2 separate regions of the Homo sapiens genome follow, and region 1 is linked to region 2. Evidence: read pairs that join two places in POLR2A ChIA-PET (ENCODE). Cell type or tissue: Panc1. All regions are shown on one strand. Each heading gives the region's core, and the rest is flanking DNA. Links, peaks and the distances in the headings are about the cores only. Region 1 overlaps ATP7B (ATPase copper transporting beta). Region 2 overlaps ATP7B (ATPase copper transporting beta).

What was found. Peaks named below come from ENCODE experiments on the same cell type or tissue, not always from the same donor. Only the 100,000 strongest peaks of a DNase experiment are listed, where the experiment ranks them.
Region 1: POLR2A ChIA-PET joins it to region 2 with 8 read pairs; 2 of 35 experiments call an interaction of 5 or more read pairs at or near these places.

What each region holds. Positions count from the first base shown.
Region 1 is chr13:51,991,702-51,994,614 of GRCh38, reverse strand. The region is part of intron 1 of ATP7B (ATPase copper transporting beta); the gene reads left to right. Among named protein-coding and RNA genes, the nearest start is that of ATP7B, 18 kb to the left of the region's middle. In Panc1, for the core only: no CTCF peak of the experiment used is centred there; no DNase peak of the experiment used is centred there; H3K27ac peaks cover 817 bases.
Region 2 is chr13:51,937,880-51,940,756 of GRCh38, reverse strand. ATP7B (ATPase copper transporting beta) reads left to right here. Exons shown (of 21, transcript NM_000053.4): 17 at 1,564-1,706. Among named protein-coding and RNA genes, the nearest start is that of ATP7B, 72 kb to the left of the region's middle. In Panc1, for the core only: no CTCF peak of the experiment used is centred there; no DNase peak of the experiment used is centred there.

The sequences.
Region 1 (2,913 bases), core at 226-2,725, 54 kb before region 2:
TGAAATCACAGGGTACTTGGATATTGAAGACAGAAACTCCTTTTGAGTATTTAAAGATTCTGCATTTTGCTATCAGGTTTTTAACCAAGGATATAACTATGCTCGGAGGTATTTATTTTAAAATATTAAAAGTGTTTTTTGGTGTTCTGAATTTGTGGAAATTTCCAAGAGACTCCTTTAAAGTTTTTTCCTAGGCAAATTTAAAAATATGAAATGTAGAATTATTCAGTGGCTGCCCGTTTGGGTAGCTTCTACACAGAGGTTCGAGTGGTTTTAGGGGAGGGAAGTGAGGTGATAGATACAATTTTAATTACTTTGTTTTCTAAAGTAGTTTTATAAATTTCATTTTATGTCTCTTTAAACTGTATTAAGCCAGTAGCTAAACTAATGTGTTAAATCACTTAGAATTTTAAAGAGTGACAGAGCGTTTAATCTTTTAATCAGCCTTTTCATATGTTGCCGGTTTATACAATATACGGTGAACATTTATACTTTTAGCCATGTGTTTAAAATAGTGAAATACTAAATATGTTGGGGTGAAAATGCTTGAGGCATTTTTAAAAAATGTCCAAACTGTTACTTTACAATTTCCAGCCTATATCTGAAGTTTTGAGATATGACGTGTGCTGGTGATTTTTAAGGCCAGCACCAATCTGTGACTAGTGGGGCGACCTGAAGCTGACTAGGGGAGCCTCTTCAGAAAGGAGGGCTGGGGAAGAGGCCTTGGTGGAGGGGATCTGAGTGCAGACCCAACACAAGTTGTGGGACCTGGGCAGGTGAGTCTTGGACACTCTCCTTTAGATTCTTCATTGCAAAGTGGATGATAAATCCTGCCTCATATGATTGTGAAAGCACTTTGTAGATTATCATGCAAATGCAAAATAGTGTTACTTCTGCCAAAATTATGCTTTTTCAGAAGAATTTCCAACTCTGAGATATGTTTGATGTGTTGTCTGAAGGTCTGGACAGGACTGTGATAACCCAGTAATCTATCTGAGCACAGTTGCAACTCTATTTTTCCTTTGTTTGTTTTTTTCTAAGTTTTTTATTTTGGGACATGGTCTCTTGCTGATGCCGAGGCTGGAGTGCAGTGGCATGATCATGGCTCATAGCACCCTCGACCTTCCGGGTTCAAATGATTTTCCTGCCTCAGCCCCCTGAGTAGCTGCCACCACAGGTGCATGCCACCATTTCCAGTTTCTCTTTATTTGTAGAGATGTGGTCTCCCTATGTTGCCCAGGCTGGTCTCAAACTCCTGGGCTCAAATGATCCTCCTGCCTCCCCCTCCCAAAGTGCTGGGATTATAGATGTGAGCCACCGTGCCTGGCAGCTCTATTTTTTCTAAAGCTCTGATTATAAAAGTAACATATACTCTATATAAAAAACAAATTTACGATGGAACGAGGAGAATACAAAAAAGTATAAAGAAAAAGCAGTCGTTTTCCCAACAAATATGAATGTGTATACGTGTATGTATGTTTATGTTTACATAATGTATATTTTTAAAATAAATATGGGATCAAATTATACATACTATCTTATACTTTGCATTTCTTACTGAATATTTTGTGGACATTTCTGTATGTCAATATATATGTAAATCTGTATTATCTTTTTTTTTTTTTTTTTTTTTTTGAGACAGAGTCTTGCTCTGTCATCCAGGCTATAGAGTGCAGTGGCGTAATCTTGGCTCACTGCAACCTCCATCTCCTGGGTTCAAGTGATTCTCCTGCCTCAGCCTCCAGAGTAGCTGGGACTACAGGCACCTGACACCATACCTAGCTAATTTTTGTGTTTTTAGTAGAGATGAGGTTTCCCCATGTTGCCCAGGCTGGTCTCAAACTCCTGAGCTCAAGTGATCCACTCACCTCAGCCATCCAAAGTGCTGGGATTACAGGCGTGAACCACCCTGCCTGGCCTATATAATCATTTTTTATTGCAGTTCCACTTTTAAATTTAGGATTAATTTTTAGAAAGAATTTAGTTATCCTTAAATAGAAGAAATTTGCAGTAGCTGGTTTATGATTATAAAAACCAACCCAAAAGTTAATTTCAATTGTGACTCAAAGTCTGTTATAAATCAGCTTTGCACCTTGAGAACTAACATTTAGCACTTGGTATATGGTAGGAACCTTACTCTTGTCACTTAATCATTTTAACAACTTTAGTAGGTATCATCAGTCCACCTTTAACAGACGAGAAAGCTGAGTGAGAGCTTAGGTTTCCTGAAAAATTTAATCCCAGGTCCGTCTGATGACAAGTCCTTGCTTTTCCATTGGAACACTGAAGTATTATTTAATACACTGGGCAAAATAGAGTTTTGAAAGTATTGGAAAACTGCTAATTCATAGTGAATGGAAAGTTAGCTTTTAGGTGGCACGTTGTTCAGAAAGGCCGCTGCTATGAATAAAACATTTAAAAATTGCTGTTTATGCCTAGCAGATTTGTTTGCTTATATTTTACATTTCTTTTTTTTTTTTTTTACATTTCTTACACAATGCAGAGTACATTCTGTACAATGTAGAATGAAATCATGACTTTGGAAAACCTGTTTCTTTGATTCTTCTATGTTTCAGACAGGCAGAGAGGGGAAAAAGATCTGTTTTAAAAGGCATAACTGGTAAAAGCTCAGAGTCTGGAGGGCACATTTCCGCCCGCTCCTCTCCCACATTAGAAAGTTTCTGTTTGCTGATGTGAGCAGGGCTAAGCCTGGTGAGGTTCCTAGGAATTAATTATGAAAAGGGGGAAATAGGGAGGAGGGCCTTCCCCGCAAATCCCCTCCATAAGAGCACGCTAACCAGAGTAGAAGTCAGGGGCTCCGTGCTTTGGCCCAGGTGTTCCTATCAAAGGTTCCACAGACAACCTTTCAGGCCCAGAATGGTGAGCTGGAGAGGAATGGGTGCCTGCCACTGA
Region 2 (2,877 bases), core at 378-2,877:
AATTCACTTCCCAGCAGGTTTAACTACAGGATGCATTTAAATAATGAGATCCATGCCACCCTTCTCTGTCTGCTTTATTTATTTATTATTACTTTCTTTTTCTTTTTTAGACTGAGTTTCCCTCTTGTCACCCAGGCTGTAGTGCAGTGGAGTGGTGTGACTTGTCTCACTACAAGCTCCACCTTCCGGGTTCAAGCAATTCTCCTGCCTCAGACTCCTGAGTAGCTGGGATTACAGGCCCCCGCCACCACGCCCAGCTACATTTTGTATTTTTAGTAGAGACGGGGTTTCACCAGGCTGGTCTCGAACTCCTGACCTCAGGTGATCTGCTTGCCTTGGCCTCCCAAAGTGCTGGGATTACAGGCGTGAGCCACCGCACCTGCCCTTCTATCTGCTTTATACAGACTGGTGTCGCACAGAGTACAGGTCTCAAGACTGTGTGTTGGCCAGGTGCGGTGGCTCACGCCTGTAATCCCAGCACTTTGGGAGGCTGAGGTGGGTGGATCACCTGAGGTCGGGAGTTCGAGACCAGTCTGACCAACATGGAGAAACCCCGTCTCTACTAAAAATAAAAAAATTAGCGGGGTGTGGTGGCGCATGCCTCTAATCCCAGCTACTTGGGAGGCTGAGGCAGGAGAATTGCTTGAACCCGGGAGTTGGAGGTTGTGGTGAGCCAAGATCACACCACTGCCCTCCAGCCTGGGCAACAAGAGCGTAACTCTGTCTCAAAAAAAAAAAAAAAAAAAAAAAAAAAAAGACTGCATGTGTTTTAGTGCTCAGATTCTATCCTGGGCTTTACATCCCAGAGAGATTAGAGTCTTTACTTTGTTAATGTTAGTTTCTGCTAATAGAAGTAACAGTATATGCAAGCAAGAAATAAAATACATGACACCTTTTGAATGCTCCAGCCAAATATGTCTTTCTCTCACATTCTCTCTCTTTTTTCCCTTTTTCTAAGTCTTTGTAAATCCACCCGCCCCTCGGCTATCAAACCAGAATTGGCACAACTAAAGGAGTCGTGCCCTCTCGTATGTCATCCCTTACTCTGTTCTCATTCACACCTCAGCCCTAAAAGCCCTCCTGCTTCTATAGCTAAGATTCACTCAAAGAGAAATTCTGCCGAAATGTTTTCTGCAGGAAAAGACGAAGGATTGATTTTCTAGTTTGGACATTTATCACTTTAAGTGATATCTGTTATGTCTCTTGAATTTTAGTAGCTAATGTGTATTGAATTCTTATTACAAGCCAGGCACTTCGCAAAGTGTCATACGTGCTCCTTGCAGAAAGTTTGGAAAATTCAGCTATAAAGGAGAAAATGAAATCACTCGTAATCCTATTCCTTGGGGAGCCACTGCGAAGATTTCAATTATATTGCTTCCAGACTTTTGTGTACATCCGTAAATGCATGTACTTTTTAAAAAGCAAAAAAACCACATTGTGTTATATAATTTGATGTTTTGTTTTTTGCACATAATATTATATGATGAGAACATTGCAAGTGTGGTATCTTGGTGCGGGGTGCCCCAACTTGTGTAGCTGCTGATGCTGGCTGGTTCGCTCCAGGTGTGCTCTGTGGGATGATCGCAATCGCAGACGCTGTCAAGCAGGAGGCTGCCCTGGCTGTGCACACGCTGCAGAGCATGGGTGTGGACGTGGTTCTGATCACGGGGGACAACCGGAAGACAGCCAGAGCTATTGCCACCCAGGTACAGCCCTTTAATGTTGCAAACTGTGTAAAGCTCATAAAAGCAGTTAGAGACAAAAGTAAGCACCAGTTGGCCCAGCACTGAGCTGTACTCCTGCTCTTTCTCCCTTGCTGGATGCTTTTCTCTCCACGTGTTTCATTCTGTGGCCATGTAGTGTTGCACGTGAGCACTGTGGTGCTGTGCGAAGATCTCTTCCCTGGAGCTTGGGCGCATGCATCCTGGAAAAAAAGGAGTTCCAGGGTTCTCTAACCGTTTCCCAGTCTTTGCAATGGAAAAAAAAGTATGTGACCTAAGGGCTGAGATAGACATTTTCTAACCTTTATGTTAAGGGAAGATTTTGCCAGCTCAGCTCTTCTCACTGGGGTGCTCAGATAAGTGACTCCTGGGCAGTTCTCCAGCAGCCCCTGATGCTGAGTTTGGTCTGTGAGGACAGCACCACTGGATGGCTGCCTGACTTCTCACACAGCAGCGGCTCCAGTTTGGATTCCTAGAAATTATGCACCTCCAAATGTGTGCAGAGCTCTAGGCTTCTGAAAGCTTAATTGTGTTCCTTGAGGGAAGCAGCAGTACCCCTGTTTTCCATGGTCCTCCTTGCTAATTATGGACCTGTTTAGCGTCCTTCCCCCCTTTTCTGGCTAGCACTTGTTCATCTATTCAGCAGGCACTTACGAAGCACCACGAATGTGACAGGCAGGTGTGGGGCCAGGCTCTGTGAGGAGTGAAGGGGGGTCTGCCCTTGACGGGCTCATGGTCTTGCAGGAAGGTGGACCAGTGACTGTGTAGATCTGAGAAGCGGGAAAGGGACTAGGAAAGGAAAACTGCACCTTCCCAGGACAGAGCAGGCAGCAGGAGCATTTCCCAGGGGCACAGAGTAGCACGGCGGTTTGGAGATGCCGCGGGGAGCTGAATGGTATGGTCAAGTGTGGCACCAGCTGCCAGACCCTGGGACCCTGGGACTCTGGGACCCTCGGAAGCAGACCCAAGAGTTGAGCTGCCCTCCTCTGGGAGATGCATGGGGTCTACTGGATGTGAAGCAGGAGAGTAGGGAGGGACATGGCCGGACGGATGCTTTGGAAAGACCATGGGGGCAGCACATGGAGAAGACAGTTGGAGGACTGAGCCGTGGACAGGGAGACCAGCAAGGGGGTTGTTTGCACATCCAGAAAAGGAC